Regions from separate parts of the Homo sapiens genome. Here region 2 is linked to region 1. The links are chromatin loops, found by intact Hi-C in ENCODE. Cell type or tissue: CD4-positive, alpha-beta T cell. All regions are shown on one strand. Links, peaks and the distances in the headings refer to the core of each region. The heading gives the core; the rest is flanking DNA.

Region 1 (9,982 bases), core at 695-8,694:
GTGTCCTGCAGAACCCACCCCAGGGCACCAGGGGCTGGAGCTGGGATCCTCCTTGGATGAGCCTCCTATGGCTGCTGCAGCAAATGACCACAAACTTAGAGGCTTAGAGCAACACACTTACTATCTCACCGCTCTGCAGGTTAGAAGTCTGACAGTGGTCTCCCTGGGCTAATGTCAAGGTGTCGGCAGGGCTGCGTTTCTTCTGGAGCCTGGGGATTCCACCCATTTCCTGGCTCTTTCCAGCTTCTAGAGGCCGCCCGCCCTCCTTGGCTGGTGGCCCATTCCTCCACCTTCACAGCCGGCCTGGTTGCATCTCCCTGGCCTTCTTCCTTGGTGACATCTCACTCTTCTCTTCTCTGTCCTTTCTTCTGCTTTTAAGAACCCTGTGACCACATTGGGCCACCCAGACAGTCTAGGATAATCTCCCTAATTAGTCAGCTAATTAACAACCTTAACCCCATCTGCAGCCTCAGTTCCCCATGGCCACGTCAATAACATATTCACAGCTTCGGAGATTAGGACGTGGCCATCTCTGGGGGCCATCGTTCTGTCTACCACACCCTTTGGTGCTAATAAGATCATTTTTTCCTTTCTCCAGGCAAATAAGCTTAGAACAAAAGCTCTCCGTAACACTCTGAACCACGTGAACAAAACCCTCACTTACTACAGGATCACTCGTGATCCACAAGACCCTGCAGTGGGTGAGGGCCCTCGGCTGCCTGCTCCCTCCCCAACCCCCACCCAGAGAAACCGATGCGGGTGCAGGGTCAAGTTCAGACCTCAGACCCAAGTCTCCCACTTTGGTCCCTTTCTCCCCTCCTGAGGGACCTGGAGGACGGAGTCTGCCCCTCCTCCTTCCCGGCATAAGCATCAGGTCAGCTGCAGTGGAGAAAGTGGTCCCTTGTGCTTGGAAAGAAAAGCAAGCATTCCTCCTGGTTCTCACTCTGCCCTTCCCCTTCCCTTCCACTACCTGGTTCACGCTGAGTACTCGGGGCCTCCAGGTGGTTGCTCATGGCATCCTGGCCCTACCACCACCACAGATGTCCCTTTCGGGAGGACTTGGGGGCAGTCCAGGGCCTTGTCTCTGGGGAGGCCTGTGGGGCTGGCTCTACACTGTGACCACAACTTTGTAGATTCCCCACGATGTAGATTGGATTGTGCACATGTGCACACACACACATTTGGAGCACGTGTAAGCACACACTTAAGAGTGTATACCCATACATACGTACACATATCATGAAAAAATCTATAATGAAACATATCAAAATAACTGTGATTATCTCCATGTGGCAGGAGAATAGGTCATTTTTTCTTACATGTGTGTCTTGTTTTGTTTTTTCCAAATGTTCCACAATGGAGATTCATTACTTTTATGATATGGAAAAACAACAAATGTTATTTAGAAACCGAATCCATAATAGCTGTAATATTACAATAATTTAGTCTGGGCACAGTGCCTCACACCTGTCATCCCAGCAATTTGGGAGGCTAAAGCAGGAGGATGGCTTGAGACCAGGAGTTTGAGACAAGCCTGGGCAACATAGCGAGTCCCCCATCTCTACAAAAAAAAAAATCAGATTAAAAATTAAAATAAATAAAATAATTTAAACACTTTGATAAAAGAGAGTGAAAACAAATTTGGGGAGTAGACTACATGAAGGCTGGGAATCCACCGGGCTGAGTGGCCTTTTTCTTAACATCCCAAAATGGAACAACCAAACACGGCTTTAGAAACTCTTCCAGCACCTGCCAGCATGTGTGGCCTATACTTCTCTGGAGAGGAAACCCGCTGTCCCAGTTTGGAAAAGAATCTAGTATGAGACTGTATCTGATTTATCTGTTTATTGAGACAGGGTCTCACTCTGTCACCCACGCTCGGTGCAGTGGCATAATCTCAGCTCACTGCAGCCTTGACCTCCTGGACTCAAGCCATCCTCCCGTCTCAGCCTTCCGAGTAGCTGGGACTACAGGCATGTGCCACCATGCCCAGCTAATTTTTTAATTTTTCTTTTGTGGAGATGGGATCTTGCTATGTTGACCAGGCTGGTCTTGAACTCCTGGCTTCAAGCGATCCTCCCACCTTGGCCTCCCGAAGTGCTGGGATTACAGGTGTGAGCCACCACACCTGGCCTTGTATCAGATTCAGTACTGATTATTTTTTTTAACTATTGTTAAGTTTAGCATGTCATCATTTCAGAATACACTGCTTCTCAAAAGAATGAAGGCTACAACAGCCTGAGTCTCTGTTTTTCACGAATTCCCCAGATGATTCTGAAACACACCAGCTCGAGACCCTCCACTGTTGCATGTTTGAAAGTAGTGGTTCTCAAACTTGTCTGCAACTAGAATCACTTGTGCAGCTTTTAAAACTCTCAGTGGCAAGACCGTACTCCAGACCACAAAACTCAGGGGTGGGGTGAAGGGGGCTGTTCATCAGTAGTGTAAATGTCCCCAGGTGATTTTAATGAGCAGCCAGGTTTGAGAACCAGCGTCCTAATGGGAGCAACCTCATATCCAGGTGTTGTGCCTCCTGAGCCTGGGAAACAACTCTGGCAAAAACCTTGCGTCTGAATAACTTTGTGTTCTCTGTCTCCATCTGGTGGTCATTCCGCTACATTGCTATTATTTACCTGTGCAACTTGGGCTCTTGTACTTTTAAGAAAGTTTGCCAAAAGAATCAAAAAAACCAAAAGACTTGAAATTTCAAGAAATAGAAATGGCTACGAAATATGCCATTATAAAGAACAGAATGATCTAAGAGTTATAAATGCATTTGAATAATGCATCTCAATCTTTGGCAGTACTTGGCAAATTAAAAAGCAGTCAATAAGTGCTACTTATTCCCATTATAATTAAACATAAGTTAGACCCCATCTTTTGGGTACCAGTGATTCATTTTGAATGAATGGCTTTAATTCAACAAAAAAACATATTTAGTCTTATTATACCTGGCATACTGTTGGCAGTGGTGAACAGACACAGCCTGCATGGTGAGAAACATTGTGTGCGTGCATGTGTGTATGTGTGAGAGATCGAGAGAGAGAGAGAGAGAGTGAGAGAGAGATTATTATTTTAATAAAAAGACTGTTTGTGAGTATACCGCTCCATGAGTTTTGTAACCCCACCCCAATCAGGATTCCAAACAGTGAGAGATTATCATTTTAATAAAAAGGCTATTTGGGGGTATACTGCCCTATGAGTTTTGTTGCCCCACCCCAATCAAGGTTCCGAACAGTTTGATCACTCCCACAAATCTGCTTCATGCTCCCTGTCGTGGCATCCTTGCCTCACCCCAATCCCTGGCCACCAACCGATGTTTTTTGTCCCTGTAGCTTTGCCTTTTCCATAATGTCATGTGTTCATACAATATGTAACCTTTTGAGAGTGGCTTCTTTAACTTACCAAAACTTCCTTCCTTCTGCTTGTTTTAGGTTTATTTTGCCCTTTTTTTTCTTTAGTTTATTAAAGCTGAGGTTTAGATTGTTGACTCGAGCCTTCCTTCTTTTCTAAAATAAGCATCAAATGCTATAAATTTCCATCTGAGCTCTTCTTTAGCTGCATCTACACATTTTGATTTATTGTATTTTTGTTTTTGTTCAGTTTTAAGTATTTTCTAATATCCTCATTTCCTTTGAGACTACCTCCTTTGACCCATGGATTACTTAGAAGTATATTATTTAATTTCCAACTATTTAGAGATTTTTGTCAGTTATCGATCTCTGGTTTAATTCCATTATGCTCAGAGACCTTGCTTTGTATTATTTCTGTTCTTTTAAATTTGTTAAGGTTTGTTTTATGGGCTTGGAGTGGTGGCTCATGCCTGTAATCCCAGCACTTTTGGGAGGCCAAGGCGGATGGATCATTTAAGGTCAGGAGTTCGAGACCAGCCTGGGGAACATGGCGAAACCCCATCTCTACCAAAAATACAAAAATTACTCAGGTGTGGTGGCACAAGCGTGTGGTCCCAGCTACTCGGGAGGCTGAAGTGGGAGGATCGTTTGAGCCCGTGAAGTTGGGCTGCAGTGAGCTGAGATTGCTCTACTGTACTCCAGCCTGAGCAGCAGAGCAAGACCTTGTCTAAAAAAGAAAAAAAATTGTTGTTTTATGATCCAGAATGTGATCTATTTGTTCTAGGGATTACTGAGAAAGGCAGGTTGGGGTGTCCAACTGTAATTGCTGATTTGCCATTTCTCTTTTCAGTTCTGTCAGGTTTTGCCTCATGGATTTTGAAGCTCTGTTGTTAGGTACATAGATGCTTAGGATTGTTAATGTTTTCTTTGAAAATTGACCTTGTTATCATTATGTAATGTCCCTCTGTATCCTTGGTAAATTTCCTTGCTCTGAAGTCTGTTTTGTCTGATGGTATGTAATTACTCCAGATTTCTTTTGATTAGTATTTGTATGATATATCTTTCTTTTTTGTCCTTTCATTTTTAATCTATACTATTTACTTAAAATGAGTTTCTTAGACACATATAGTTGAGTGTTGGGTTTTTTGTTTGTTAGTTTTTTACATTCAACAATCTATCTTTTTATTAGCATATTTCAACTTTTTAAATTTAATATAATCGTTGGTATGTTTGGATTTACATTTAATATTTTATTGTGTTTTCTATTTGTTCTCTATTTTTCCCTGTGTTTTTCATTCCTGTTTTGACTTTTCCTGCCTTCCTTTGGATTATTTGAATTTTTTGGAATTCCATTTTAATTCACTGATTTTTTTAACCATATCTTTTTGTGTAAGTTGAAAATGTAGTTGCTTTAGGGATTACAAAACACCTAGGTTTTCATAGTCTATTTAGGTTATATATTTAGTGCTTCACGTGAAATGTAGAAACCAGCCTGACCAACATGGAGAAACCCGGTCGCTACTAAAAATACAAAATTAGCCGGGTGTGGTGGCACGCACCTGTAATCCCAGCTACTCGGGAGGCTGAGGTGGGAAGATTCCCTTGAGCCCAGGAGTGTCTTCAGGAAATTAAGGTTCTCTCTGTTCTCTACAGGTCAAGTAGTTATGGACGGTATCCTGAACATTCTAATTTTGTGTTATGAGAATCTGGGCCATGTTGGAATCCTGTGTTTTTGCTTTGGCAGGCAATCGTCCTGGTTAGGTTCAGTCACAAGTTCCCACCTGCCTCCTGCGGGTTGTGGTTCAATATCAATTAAGCTTCAGAGCCTTTGCCGCGCTGTTCAGATCCGCCCCGTGTGTGCGCCACCCAGTGGCGGGTACGAGACTGGACAGTGCCTTGTCCCACCGTTCAGTTCTCAAAGCCTTTGTTCAGATCCACACATGGAATGCCTGGGCATGAGCCCAGGAGTTCACATACAACTTTAGGGTATTGCCTTCTTGCGTTCCCTCCTCTCTGAAATCTCAACACTTTACAGTCTCAGGGGTCCCTCTTTCCGGTCCTCTGGCTAGAAAGTCAGGGTTTTAACTGTACTGCTCTGCCCTACAGTTTCTGTGACTGTCTGCCTCCACGGCCAAGCATGGAAGGTTGTGTAAAGAGAAAAAAGCCATGGGCATGACTCCCTTGCTGTTGGGACCATTCTTCCTCTGGCAGAGAGATGAGTTTCCTTCCCTTGAAGTTCTAGGCACCTGCCTGGCTGCCACTGCTGCAGTGAGATTGCCTAGGGGCTGGTGTGGGGAGAAAAGAGACAGCAAACACAGGATTTCCCCGCTTTTGCTGACCTATAGGGGTGCTTACCTCTCTCCTAAGGTCAGAAACAGAGGCTCAGAGCTCTTTCTATCTGCATCTGGTATGCAATTCCAGGTTTTGGTTCATCTTTGAGTCCAGGCCAGGAGACCCCAGAGGGGGAATAAAATGGCAGACTTACTGCCACTTTGGTGGTGTTTAGAGTTCTCTTTTCCTTCCCTGATCTTCCTGCTACCACCTTGTTTTCAGAGCTAGCTGCTCCATGCCTGTGGTCCAGGATTCATAGTAACATTCAGTGGGAAAGACAGGACGGAGTATGACTGGAATGAGAATGGGAGAAGAATTTTTATTTAAAAAACAAAAGCATGGATTTTTAAAGGTTGAAAAATGCACACTAATTGGGGGAGAAATTTCTCTTTCCCTCCACAGTGTGGTAGCTGTAAGCCTGATTCCTGGCTTGAATTTTTTTATTCACTTTTCCAGATGACCTTTAGAATCATTTTGTCCTTAAATTAGCCAGGTGTGGTGGCACACACCTGTAATCCCAGCTACTTGGGAGGCTGAGGCACAAGAATTGCTTGAACCCATGAGCAGAAGTTGCAGTGAGCCAAGATAATATGACTGCACTCCAGCCTGGGTGACAGAGTGAGATTCTGTCTCGAAAAAAAACATCATTTTGTCCTTTAAAAAATTCTAATTTTGATGGGAATTTTATGAAATGTATAGATTTGGAGGAAAGTAGCCTTTTAATAGATTGAGTCCTTCAGTCTAGTAATGATATATCTTCTCATTTAAAAAAATCTTCTTTTATGACCACTGGTAAAAGTTTTTATTTTTTTTCCTCAGAATCCTTGCATAAGCTTGGTTAAATTTATTCTCAGGTATTTTTATTATTAAAATTTTTATTAAAAATCAAATTGGTTATTGCTGATATATAGAAGAGCTACTGATTTGGCATGTTTACTTTGTAACCAGCTGCCTTACAGAACTTTTATTGGTTTTTTTACTTTCTGAATATTGGTTTAATTACTTTCTGAATTTTGGTTTTATTACTTTCTTGGTTTTCTGCACACAAGGATTTGTGAATCCAATCACTCAGACTGGTTTTCTGCAAATAATGATAATTTGGAACCTCTTTTTGAAAAAAAACTTTGAAAATTTTGATTTTTGGTTTATTGAATCACATTGGCCATTAAAATTTCTTGTACAGTATTAGGTAATATTGGTGATATCATTCTTGCTTGTCTTGGTTCTGAGTTTTAGGGAAGTCCCTATTAAGATAGGTATATTTCATTATGCTAATGAATTATCTTTTTGAATTCTTTTTTAAAAATAATTTTGATCAGAAAAGGATACTGCATTTCGTCACTCTTCCAGCATCCATAAAGATGACCATTTGTATTTTCTTATTTGACCCACTAATGTGATTGCATTTTATTAATAGGACTTTCCTGCATTCCTACAGCAAATCCTGGTTGGTCATGGTGGAGACTGTAAAGCAATCATTCTCAAGGAGGGGCTTTTTCACGCAGTATGCCTGGAGAGAGGCTGCACCACCACCGCGTTCCTCCCCGATGAGTCCAGTGAGCCACGGCTGCGGGCTACGGTGTTGTGGTGCTCGGGTGTGTTGGAAGGAAATGGTAATTGAATGAGTGCTCATTTTCCAAGACTTTGGCCCCACCCCTAATATAATGTCCATGTTCCTGGAGCTGAGGATGCCTTCAGCCTAGGCTTGAGGACTCAAGGTGTGTACTAGAACCAGACAGACATTCTCCAATATCCCACTCTAGGGATCTTACTCCAATGAGAAGCAGAGAAATGCTAGCCCCGGGAGAAGACCTAGGAAAAGTGTAACAAGAGGCACCATCTGTCACTGAGCCCCTCTCTCTATGCCAGGCTCCGAGCCAGGTGCTTTACATTATGGGAGCTACTCCTGAACAACTGTGTGAGATACTGGTATCCCTTTACAGATAAGTGGTCAAGTGACTGCCCAAGGGTGTAGTCATTAAGTAGAGGAGTTGCCCTTTAAAACCAGGAGTAATTCCTGAGCGTGTGCAAGCTGGAGATGTGATTCCTGAAGACTGGCTCGCAGAGATGGGTCATGAGGCAGAACCAAGACCTACTCCCCTACTTCCCTGTTCAGTTTGTGTGGCCTCTCCCACTTCTAGTCCCTTCTCTTTCCTGGGAGGGACCCATGGGGGCTAGACAGAGGGCTGTTCCTAGTAGGATAGAGAGGTCCTGCAGCAGCGCCTCTTCCTCACTGCTTATCTTTCTGATCCAGGTTCCCGAGGCATGCCAGCTAGCACCTGACCTACAAGATTCCAGCTGTTTAACTGCCATCACAAAGGCTCATGATGTGTTGACAGTATTTCTGCCTGCTGCTCTGAAAATTCAAGGAAATAAATACCTGACATTTATTGAATGCCAGAAGCTGTTCTAAGAACTTTCTATGTATTATCTATTTTAGTCATTATAATATCCTTATGAAATAGGCACTTTTATCCCCATTTTACAGATGAATAAAATAAGGCACAGAAGGGTTAAGCAACTTTCACAGGTAGAAAGCTGCACAGCCAGGATTTAAGCCCAAGCTCTTAACCACTGCACTACATCAATGCAGCAAAGGCTGAATGAACCAGAGTATTTGATTTACTTAGCTCTTATGCTGGAAAGATGGTGAGGCTTTTGCTCATGGTCTGTATTCAAGCACAAATACCAAAATCAAGGACACCTTTGCATTGGTGCTCCATAGGAGGTTTCCTTTTTTGTTGTTTAGAGAGAAGGTCTTACTCTGTTGCCCTGGCTGGAGTGCAGTGGTGCGATCACAGCTCACTGCAGCCTTGACCTCCAGAGCTCAAGCAATCCTCCACCTCAGCCTCCTGAGTAGCTGGGACTATAGGTGCGCACTTCCACACCCAGCTAATTTTTAATTTTTTTTTTTTTGTAGAGACCGTCTCCCTATATTGCCCAGGTTGGTCTAGAATTCCTAGGGCTCAAGTGATCCTCCCGCCTTGGCCTATTGGGATTACAGATATGAGCCATGGCACCCAACCTCAGAAGAGGCGCTTTTCTTGAGTTCTGGAAGGGGATAGGAATTAATGTTTTGTTTGTTTGTTTGTTTTTTACTCGTCACAGAAAAGGTTCAAAGAGTAAGATAAGCAACGTCTCATAATGCTGTAGTCTAATGGACAAGGGCCCTAGCCATCTGTGCCTGGATGACTCTTCCTCCCAATTTTTAAGTGTCAAAAGATAATTTAGAATCTGGCATTCTGCATTAGAAATCTGAACCAGTGGAGCTGTGTGCTGATTTTCATCAGCTTAAGTTGTCTTTATTGTCAGTGGCTTCCTTTCCCCACAGCAGCTTTATGGAGGCACGTGCCCAGGCATATGAGGAGCTTCTGTCCTTTAGTGTATGTACACCCACAATGCTGCAGAGAAGAGAATCAGCATACTGTTGGGACACAGCAGGTACCACTGCCTTCTGAAGTTTCTAGAGGTGCTATGCCTTCATTGTTTTCCTGCACATGAACATTAACATCCACATCAGGATCTGGAAACCTTTACAGAAGCTGAAGTTTTAAAAAGAAAATGAATGGGATTTTATTCAAGATAAGGAAAGGATAAGAGTGAATCATCAAATGAAACCATGAGGCCACTTCACAAATATTTTATCAAAAAACTCACCTGAGAAAACTCAAAGAATCACAGTAATAAGCTGTCTATGCCATATTTTTTTTTTCCTTTTTTGAAAATGCCAAGAAGCTACTACTAAGAATGTATTCAAGAGACGGAAGTTCCAAGATTCATCACAGGGTCAGGTGGGCTCAACTTAGTTTCCTGGGCCCTCTATAACACTTCATGTTCAGAATTGTCTCCAAATAAAAGCAATTTAAGGGAACATTCAATATGGGTGTCTTTGCTGTGCTTGCAGTCTTAATTCTGTGGACACTGATATTCTATCAATGGAAAATTGAGCCTTTAGTGAACTTGAATACCCTGTTCCCCAATCACTGCCCAGAGAGCAGTTTCTGAGCAGCCAACATGTCAGAGGCAGGAAAACAGCAGCTAAAAGGCAAAGGAGAAAAATGGAAGACACCTGCCTTTACACGTGTATTTTAAGCTAAATAACCATGATAAAATATCACCAACACCCATTTTTTGTAACTTCTTAATTGTCCCACATCAAAGATAAGTATGGACAACTGTAATTGGTTCTTATATATCCCTAAATTCCTAATTGAAATCAATTCCAATAAATCGTTGGTGCTCAGTAGAAAAATGCAAAATTTAAATATATATATTCAGTAGAAGTTACCTTCATAACT
Region 2 (9,982 bases), core at 1,273-9,272, 520 kb before region 1:
TCCATCTCTTGACCTTGTGATCTGCCCGCGTCGGCCTCCCAAAGTGCTGGGATTACAGGCATGAGCCGCTGCACCTGGCCTAGAATCTGTTTTTTAACTAACACTAAAGTTGAGTCGTATATTCAGGAAAGTCTGGGAAGCATAGATGTAAAGGTGTGTGCCCAAATGCTCGAGAAACCTAAGGTGGGGTGTCTACTCAGCCTGGGGAGTTAAGGATGGCCTCACAGAGAAGGTGACAGCTGAAGAGGAGGTGCAGGAACAGAAGTTATTTCACACCCCAGCAGGGGACCCTACCCTTGTGTTCTAAGGTGTGAAAGTATGAGCAAACATTGACCTATTTAGGACACTGAGAGCAATCAGACACTGTGGAAGTCAAAATATACAAAGAGAAATAGCAAGGGATAAGGCTGGAGAGAAAGTGAGGGCCAGGCTATGAAAATCCTGGAATGCCATGTGAAGAAATATAGATTGATGGAGATGCTTTTTAGACTGCCTTGGTTCTTATTTCTATTTTATATATTATCATATCATATTTTATATATTTATACATTAGTATATAATATTTATATATTGTATACTATAATATATTGTTATATTTATATTTACTGAAATTTTTTTTTTTTGAGACAGGGTCTCTCTGTCACCTAGGCCGGAGTGCAGTGGTGCAGCCTCAACCTCCTGGTATCAAGAGATCCTCCCACCTCAGCCTCCTGAGTAGCTAGGACCACAGGTGTGCACCACCATGCCTGGCTAATTTTTGTATTTTTTGTAGAGACAGGATTTCACCATGTTGCCCAGGCTGGTCTTGTACTCCTGGGCTCAAGCGATCTGCCCTCCTCAGTGTTCCAAAGTGCTGGGATTACAGGCATGAGCCACTGTGCTTGGCCTATTTACTGAAATTAATTCCTTTTAAATTTTCCTTAGACAAGACTCAGTGGAGTATCATGGAGGAATGAGAGGCTTGTTTCTCTGGTTCTCAGCAAAAGGGCATTGGCCACACTGCTGGGAACAGAGGTGGTAATTTTAGTGAAGGGAATCAAAATGAGAGAGCCCAGATAGAGAGGTGGGCCTCACAGCGAATGGCTGAGAAAGACTGGAGCAGCTGTCATTGCCTTCTTGAGACCTTTTCTGATCAAACCAAAGAGGACATTCTACTTTGTTTTTGTAAGACTAAATGCTTTCTATACAAAACCAGAGCTTAATGTTTAGATGTAAAATAGTGAAACCCCAAAATACATTAAAAGTATGTTGGCTGGGCAAGGTGGCTCAGGCCTGTAATCCCAGCACTTTGGGAGGCCGAGGCAGGCGGATCACAAGGTCAGGAGGTTGAGACCAGCCTGACCAACATGGTGAAACCCCGTCTCTACTAAAAATACAAAAATTAGCCGAGCAGGGTGGCGCATACCTGTAATCCCAGCTACTCAGGAGGCTGAGGCAGGAGAATTGCTTGAAACTAGGAGGCAGAAGTTGCAGTGAACTGAGATCGCACCACTGCACTCCAGCCTGGGCGACAGAGCAAGACTCCATCTCCAAAAAAAAAAAAAAAAAGTATATTTTGATGCTTTTTAATCACAAATTATAAGAAACTCTCTATATTCATTCAAAGAAATAGTACATGCTCAGATGCGCCCTGCTCCAGGGAAGCCTTCTCTGCCTCCTTCTCTTTCTCTCTTCCCAGTATAGGTACCTCTCTTCTGTGCTTCTGAAATACCGTGAGCATCTAAACATATTGCATACGCGTATTATGTATTTATTTGTTTATGCTCATCGTTGCATATTATATGTTTATTTGTCTACTTCCTCCATTTCATTGTGAGCTCTTTGAAGGCAAAGAATGTGATATATTCTTTTTGTACACGTAGGAGTGAGCAAAGGCACATAAATGTCCAATAAATTTTTTTTGGAAGAGAGATTGAGAGAGAGAATACTATGTTTATTCTTTGAAACCATACTTTTTTTTTCTTCTAGGACAGGAAGCAGCTAAATCATACATTTCATTATCAGGACTTTTGACTGCTCTGAACTGATTTCAAGAAAAATGCCTTGTTTGAATCCAGTAGCTGATGTGGTTGAAAAGCACAAAAATATGCTCCTTTGTTAGTGCAAATTGATTCAATAATTCCATAGCTATCATCGGGATAAAGCACATTTAAGCCACATCGTTCACTGAGAACTTATGTGTTTTAAAGTGAAATTTTCAAGTCAGAATTTTAACAGAGAAAGGCAAAAATTTTTAAATATTGACTTCTAGAAGCTTGAATTCAATTAAGCTTGTTTTGCTAAGAATAATTTTTACTCAAAACTCATTAGTAAATGAAAAGAAACTCATTAGAAGATGTATATGTTGGCCGGGCGCGGTGGCTAATGCCTGTAATCCCAGCACTTTGGGAGGCCGAGGTGGGTGGATCACGAGGTCAGGAGTTCAAGACCAGCCTGGCCAAGATGGTGAAACCCTGCCTCTACTAAAAATACAAAAAATTAGCCGGGCGTGGTGGCGGGCACCTGTAATCCCAGCTACTCGGGAGGCTGAGGCAGGGAATTGCTTGAACCCGGGAGGTGCAGGTTGCAGTGAGCCAAGATCGCGTCACTGCACTCCAGCCTTGGCGACAGACCGAGACTCCGTCTCAAAAAAAAAAAAAAAAGATGCATATGTTATGTACATTTAAAAAATCTCCTAGAATGGAAAGCTATTACTTTTTATTTCACATGCATCATTTCTCTCATTTTAGTATGAAACATTTAAAAATATTTTCCATTTCATCTTTAATTTGACTTAGCCCTGATTTTGTAGACTTTCTCAACATTCTGTGATTATTGCATCAGGACGATGAAATATTTCAAAACAACTATTTTATAAAACAATTAAACTTCTGGAAAAATAACCCATGTTTTTCTTCCGTTATGTCACTTCAAATGTTCATTATTGAAAACTTTCTCAGTACTTTTAATGCTTACTAATCAATTATTTTACAATAATTTATTGAGAAAAAATTATTCTAAAGTATTACTCTAAAGCCTTGGGTAAAAAACATATTTGGATATTTGTGACAAGTAAAACAGAAATGCCAGGCTTCAAAACAGATTAGCTTTGGCAAAGAAACATCTTGCTGAATGTAGACATACAGTATCCTCTCTCTATAAGAACAACTTATGTTAGAATCTGTTGTTGCATATAAAAGTCTTATTTGAGTGGAAACTTGTACATCTGTCAAATGAAACTTTGTGGAAAAGATCAATTCATTTTAGGAAAATAAGTAAAATTAATATGCAGAAAAAATAGCTTTAAAAAAGCAGTGTACGTTCATTAGCAATTTGGATTCAGACAATTTGTCAAAGGAAGCTGCTACTTGTATTTATGAAACTGGGGCAAAATGTTGGCAGTCTTGTCGGGTCATTTTACTTGGAATCATGGACGGCTGAAGCAAAACAGGATCTTAGACATCATCTGGGTCAGGGGTACTCTACTTTCGTTACGCATGGGAGGATTACCTGAGAAGCTTTTTTTTTTTTTTTTTTTTTTTTTTTTTGAGACAGAGTCTTGCTCTTGTTGCCCAGGCTGGAGTGCAATGGCATAGTCTCAGCTCACTGCAAACTCCACCTCCGAGATTCAAGCAATTCTCCTGCCTCAGCCTCCTGAGTAGCTGGGATTACAGGCATGTGCCACCACGCCTGGCTAATTTTGTATTTTTAGTAGAGATGGGGTTTCTCCATGTTAGTCAGGCTGGTCTTGAACTCCTAACCTCAGGTGATTCACCCACTTCTGCCTCCCAAAATTCGGGGATTACAGGCGTGAGCCACCGTGCCTGGCTGAGAAGTTTTTTAAAAAGCCTGCACTCAGACCCTGACCCCTTGTTCCCCCTTTGTTCTCCCCAACTCAATTGGTTTGGCTTAGGGCTCAGAATCAGGGTTTTTTTGTTTTTGTTTTTTTAATTGTGGCAAAATATACAAAACATACAATTTACTATATTAATCATTTGTAAGTATACACTTCAGCGTTATTAAGTGCACTTACATTGTTGTGCAACCGTCACCACCACCCATCTCCAGAACTTCCTTCATTTTCCCAAATAGAAACTCCATACCCATTAATCAGTAACTCCCTATTCTCCCCTCCCCATCCCTTGACAGCCACCATTCTACTTCCTGTCTCTATGAATTCGACCGTGCTAGGTAGCGCATATAAATGGAATCATACACTATTTGTCCTTTTGCTTATGCTTATTTCACTTAGCATAATGTCTTCAAGACTCATCCATGTTGTAGTAAGTACCAGAATTTTCTTCCTCTGAAAAGGCAGAATAATATTCCATTGAATAGATAGATATACCACATTTTATTTATCCATTCATCTGTCGATGGACATTTTGATTATTTCCACTTTTTGGCTACAGTGAATAATGCCTCCATGAACATAGATGTCGGTTTGAATCCCTGCTCCCAATTTTTTTGGCCATATACCTAGAAGTGAAATTGCTGGATCATATGATAATCCTGTGTTTAATTTTTTGAGGAACTGACATAGTTTTCCACAGCAGCTTCACATTTTTACATTCCCATCAGCAATGCACAATGATTCCAATTTCTCAGCATCCTCTCCAACTTAAGTGAAATTTTAATCTTTATTTATGTAACCCTTGATAGTAAAAACTTTTCTAACCCTCTTATCTTTAATTATGCTGTATTTCTAAGTTGCATGGTCCTTTTATAGAGAGACAAGGTCTTGCTCGGTCATCCAGGCTGAAGTCCCGTGGTATGATCATAGCTCACTACAGCCTTGAACTCCTGGGTTTAAGAGATCCTTCTGCCTCAGCCTACCAAGTAGCTAGGACTACAGATATGCACCACCATGTCCATCTAATTTTTAAAAAAGAATTTCCTTAGAGGTGGGGTTTTGCTTTGTTGCCCAGGCTGGTCTGAAACTCCCAGCCTCAAGCGATCCTCCCACCTTGGACTCCAGAAGTGCTGGGATTACAGGCATGGGCCTCCGTGCCTGGCCACAAATATTTAAGTTCTTATTCTTCTATCTTCAACAGATACCTTCTTTGATTATAAAAGCAACACAATATATAATTATCAAAAACCTACAAGTCACATAATCTCCATTTTTCCAGGCTTCACCAAGTTGAGAGTACTCATGGGGCCATATTAACAGTAATACCCAAAAGTTGCTGGCTTTTACTCCCAGGCGAATCTTCTTTCCTTCTGCTCTGCCTTGCCACGTTCGGGGAAGTTCCCAGAAAATCTAAGCATGATTTGGGGGAAGAGTCACTGATGTAATTTCCTAGACAGCCACTGGAGGGCAGCAGCTCCCTCTCACCCCCGACCCCAGCCCTGAAGAGGATGCTGCCATCAGGCCCAGAGCATTCCTGAAGCAGCAAACTCTCAGTCATTGCATGGAAACTCTACAGAAACAGGGGGACTATCCCTCTTCCCAACTCTTGGTCACACGTTGTGACCTGGGTTTCGTAAAGTCCTATGTGGAAACAAGCACATGTCAGAGTCCAAGCTTAATAGCGGGTTGAGAATGTGATACACAACAGGATGACCCTGACAGCCTGCAGCTGGCGGCTATCTAGCGTTCCCTCACGCAAGATAAGCAGTTTTCACAGAATAACAACAATAATCAGACAAGGTCCCTCCGTAACCATGGTGGAACAAGACAATAACAAGATTGCAACTTACTCAATCTGAACATGAACACAGACAAAGACATTAAACAATCACGAAAATAACCAAATAGCCACCCTGATGTAGTCACACGAGTGACTCTAGCCTCCCAGGTAAAAATTAAGACACCCAATCATCAGGCCGGGTGCATTGGCTCATGCCTGTAATCCCAGCACTTTGGGAGGCTGAGGCAGGTGGATCACGAGGTCAAGAGATCGAGACCATCCTGGCCAACATGGTGAAACCCTTTCTCTACTAAAAATACAAACTAGCCGGGCGTGGTGGTGTGCACCTGTAGTCCCAGCTACTTGGGAGGTTGAGGCAGGAGAATCACTTGAACCTGGGAGGCAGAGGTTGCAGTGAGCCGAGATCACGCCACTTCACTCCAGCCTGGGCAACAGAGGAAGACTCCATCTCAAAAAAAAAAAAATTGCACTTTGGGGTTTGCAGCAACCTCTTGTTAGTATTTATCCTATCTAGTGGAGAATTTCTCTTTATTTTAACTACTGCCTGAAAGACACTGCTGTGATACATTAATTTTTAATGTAAGTAGGTGCATAGCTATAATGAAAACATCATAATAAATCTTCATACGTGCTGAGAAGATAATCTTGAAATCTATATTATATAAATATCGTCACTTCAATTTATTGTGTACAATTAATGAAGTTTAAAAATATAAGTTCTGAATAAAATTTACAGTATTCTGCTTTTCCTTTAAGAAGAAGGCTGAATTTATCGTGGACTTTTTTGGTATAGCTATTGTAGATAGGAGTTATTGTCAACTTTATGAGTCAGCTAAGTGAGAAACATATTAAATTATTTTTTTATTGACCTGAATTATCTTAATTGGCTCCATCAAACTCACCAAATATTCAACCCTCAAATTGGCTTTCCTATTCAGAAGATGAAAGCAAACACTGAGAGTAGTTTCTGTTAAAAATGCAATTCCATTTAAAATAAAAGCAGCTGTCTGTTAACTACCATGCCATCAAAATTAGGCTATCACTGCATGTAATTACTTTTAAAATGAAAATTAAAGTTTCAATTATTTTCTTTTATTCAGTGAGGTTAAAAGACATTTTCCCTCTCCAATTTTTAATGTATATTATTTAATAACGATAAATAGAAATGCCAAAATTTTTAAAGGATAAAATGAAGAATATTAAGCATCGTTTATTGTTGCCTAATATTAATAAACCTACTGAGCTTAAAATGTATTTGAGTTATTTCAAATGGAATCATTTTTCCTAGACTGTGTGCTCTCTGAGGGTAGGATAGTGTTTTGTTTCTCCACGGTTTCAAGTTTTATCCAGAAAAACAGGGTTGTCGAATATTCTGTATGAATTGTTTTTCGAACTTCAAGAAACTTCTTGTATGGCCACAAAAGTAATATCATCTATACACTTATAAGAAAATATTAATATATTTTAGTGAATTGAGTTGCATGTGTGGAGACAGATACAAACACACAATATTTTAGAAATAAACAAATCCGGCCAGGTGCGGTGGCTCATGCCTGTAATCCCAGTACTTTGGGAGGTTGAGGCAGACTGATCACCTGAGGTCAGGAGTTTGAGACGAGCAAGGCCAACATGGCAAAACCCTGTCTCTACTAAAAATACAAAAATTAGCCAAGCGTGGTGGCACATGCCTGTAATCCCAGCTACTTGGGAGGCTGAGGCAGGAGAATCACTTGAACCCAGGAGATGGAGGTTGCAGTGAGCCAAGATTGTGCCACTACACTCCAGCCTGGGTGACAGAGCGAGACTCTGTCTCAAAAACAAAAAACAAAAAACAAAAATCCGATGGAGCAGGGCTTCCCAGCCTTTCTCATGTCATGAGAAGAATATATATATATGAATGATAGTAGTTGAACAGCACATTGGGGTAAATTGACAAGACTGCTCTCAGCAGAAGGCAATAACCCAGGGCAGGCACTGCGCACCTGAGACATCCACCAGAACTCCCAAGAGTTTAAAGTGTTCAGAAATGTGCTCGAGCCAGCTCCTACCAGATCCCAAGAGCCAAATGTGTATATATCTTCCCCAATTTGCACTTAATGACAGCTTGCTGGTAGTCTGAAATTGTCCATGGTAGGAGTACTTACACCACGGAAATAAAACAATTATCGAATACAAGCTGGGCCCAACGGCTCACGTCTATAATCCCAGCGCTTTGGGAGGCTGAGGCAGGAGGATCACTTGAGCCCAGGAGTTTGAGGCCAGCCTGGGCAACATAGTAAGACTCTATCTCTAAAAAGTAAGATGAAATTAACAAATGCTACAAATCAAGCCTTTTTTTCCTGGAGAGCTGGTTGTTACACATGTACTTTCACCTTATTGACCCGAGGGAAGGGGTCCATACCTCAGGACATTTATAACTCGCTTGTGGCATACCTGTTGGGCAGCTCTGCAATAAAGTCTTGTTTTTTGTTTTGTTTTGTGGTTTTTTTTTACTCTCCAAATATAAGCGGTTTTTGTTTTTTGTTTGTTTGTTTTTTCAAGACAGAGTCTTGCTCTGTTGCCCAGGCTGGAGTGCACTGGTACTATCTCAGCTCATTGCAACCTCCGCCTCCTGGGTTCCAGCAATTCTCCTGCCTCAGCCTTCCAAGTAGCTGGGATTACAGGCGTGCACCACCATGCCTGGCTAATTTTTGTATTTTTAGTAGAGATGGGGTTTTGCCATGTTGACCAGGCTGGTCTCAAACTCCTGACTTCAAGTGATCCAACCACCTCAGCCACCCAAAGTGCCAAGATTACAGGTGTGAGCCACCGTGCCCGGCCCAAATATAAGTTGTTTTATACAAATCGTACCAGGCAGCTGCTCTGTAATTTGATTTTATTATGTAGAATAAAAATTTAAAGTCTGGGTGCAGTGGCTCACGTCTGCAGTCCCAGCACTTTGGGAGGCCAAGGTGGGCAGATCACCTGAGGTCAGGAGTTCAAGTCCAGCCTGGCCAACATGGCAAAACTCCGTCTCTGCTAAAAATACAAAAATAATTAGCCAGGCATGGTGGTGGGTGCCTGTAATCCCAGCTGTTTGGGAGGCTGAGGCAAGGGAATTGCTTGAATCCAGGAGGCAGAGGTTGCAGTGAGCCAAGATTGCGCCACTGCCCTCCAGCCTGGATGACAGATACTCAGTCTCAAAAAACAAACAAACAAAAATTTAAAACATTCTATGTCAAGCTTGAGTAAAATAAATTTTAGAGTAAATCCACCTTGAGGCTAGAACATCATGTGTAAACACTAGCAACTAACTATAGATAAGACAATATGGAGGGAGGAAAACCTCAGTGAAATTTAAGTTTCGCCCAATCACCTTACAAATGAAGCTCAATTCACAAGTCCCATAGTCTCAGACAGAGCTGTCAGTACATTCTTAGTTCTGTAGCCCCCTACATACAAGTGAGAAAGAAAGTTTTTATCATTAAAAAACAGAGACCAAAACAAATAAACAGGACAACAAAATGTAGAGGTATTGAGATAATGCAAGAAGTAAAATAAATAAATAATAAAACTGTTAAAGACGTCTTCAGAGAGATAAGAGAAGATACGCACTTATGAAATAATACAGAGCCCTTGGAAATTGAACATATAGCAGGAGCAAAAACTTTAATAAAGGAATTGGAAGATGAAATTGAAGACTCTTTTAGAAAGAAGAAAAAAAAGACAAGAAAGTGGAAATTGAAGAGAAAAAAAATAAGGAACCTATTGGATCACTGCAGAATGTCCAATACCTGCCTATAATGTGAAATCCTGCATGGCAAGGATTTTGTATGTTTGATCATTGCGTAGAATAGAACCAGACACACAGTAGGCCATCAATAAATAGTTCTGCAAGAAATCAATTTTCAGAGTGTAAGGATCCACTCAGAACAAGAATGGGGAAAGACTCATGCCAACACACACGATTGTGAAACTTCAGAACATCAGAGACAAAGGGATCTTCAAAGCCTCTGGAGAGGAGAAAAAACACATACTCAAGGATCAAGAGTCAGATTGGCTTTGAACTTTAGAATAGCAAAGTTGGAAACATTATATTCCAGTAAGGAGTCATCCTGCACTTTTTATACATTCTTTCAAATGTCCAGTGATACAGAGAAACCTTTTTCATTCACCCCCAGTGACAGAGCAATCTTGAATATCTTGCAAGATTACACCTTATTTGCAAGCACATATGTGAACTAAATTCTTTCAAAATATTGTCATCAAAAATGATTAGCAAAGCAAGTTAACGTCTAAAGTTTTGTGGCTTGATATTAACTCCTTGGTGCTCAATTAAAATAAAACCCATTTATTATTCAGTCTATTTT

The links. Hi-C counts contacts between places; a loop is a spot of excess contacts. Peaks named below come from ENCODE experiments on the same cell type or tissue, not always from the same donor. Only the 100,000 strongest peaks of a DNase experiment are listed, where the experiment ranks them.
Region 2: a loop joins it to region 1, with 4 times the contacts of the local background. A loop is called at or near these places in 7 of 110 quality-filtered maps.

Annotation. Positions count from the first base shown.
Region 1 is chr17:60,032,056-60,042,037 of GRCh38, forward strand. HEATR6 (HEAT repeat containing 6) reads right to left here. Exons shown (of 20, transcript NM_022070.5): 20 at 8,953-9,982. Among named protein-coding and RNA genes, the nearest start is that of MIR4737, 6.1 kb to the right of the region's middle. RefSeq lists enhancers at 4,966-5,095, 7,813-8,107. In CD4-positive, alpha-beta T cell, for the core only: CTCF peaks have their summits at 5,226 (motif pointing left) and 5,428; a DNase peak (open chromatin) is centred at 5,206.
Region 2 is chr17:59,516,379-59,526,360 of GRCh38, forward strand. All of the region lies in intron 1 of LINC01476 (long intergenic non-protein coding RNA 1476), which reads right to left. Among named protein-coding and RNA genes, the nearest start is that of LINC01476, 5.5 kb to the right of the region's middle. In CD4-positive, alpha-beta T cell, for the core only: CTCF peaks have their summits at 5,288 (motif pointing right) and 5,500; DNase peaks (open chromatin) are centred at 3,783 and 5,283.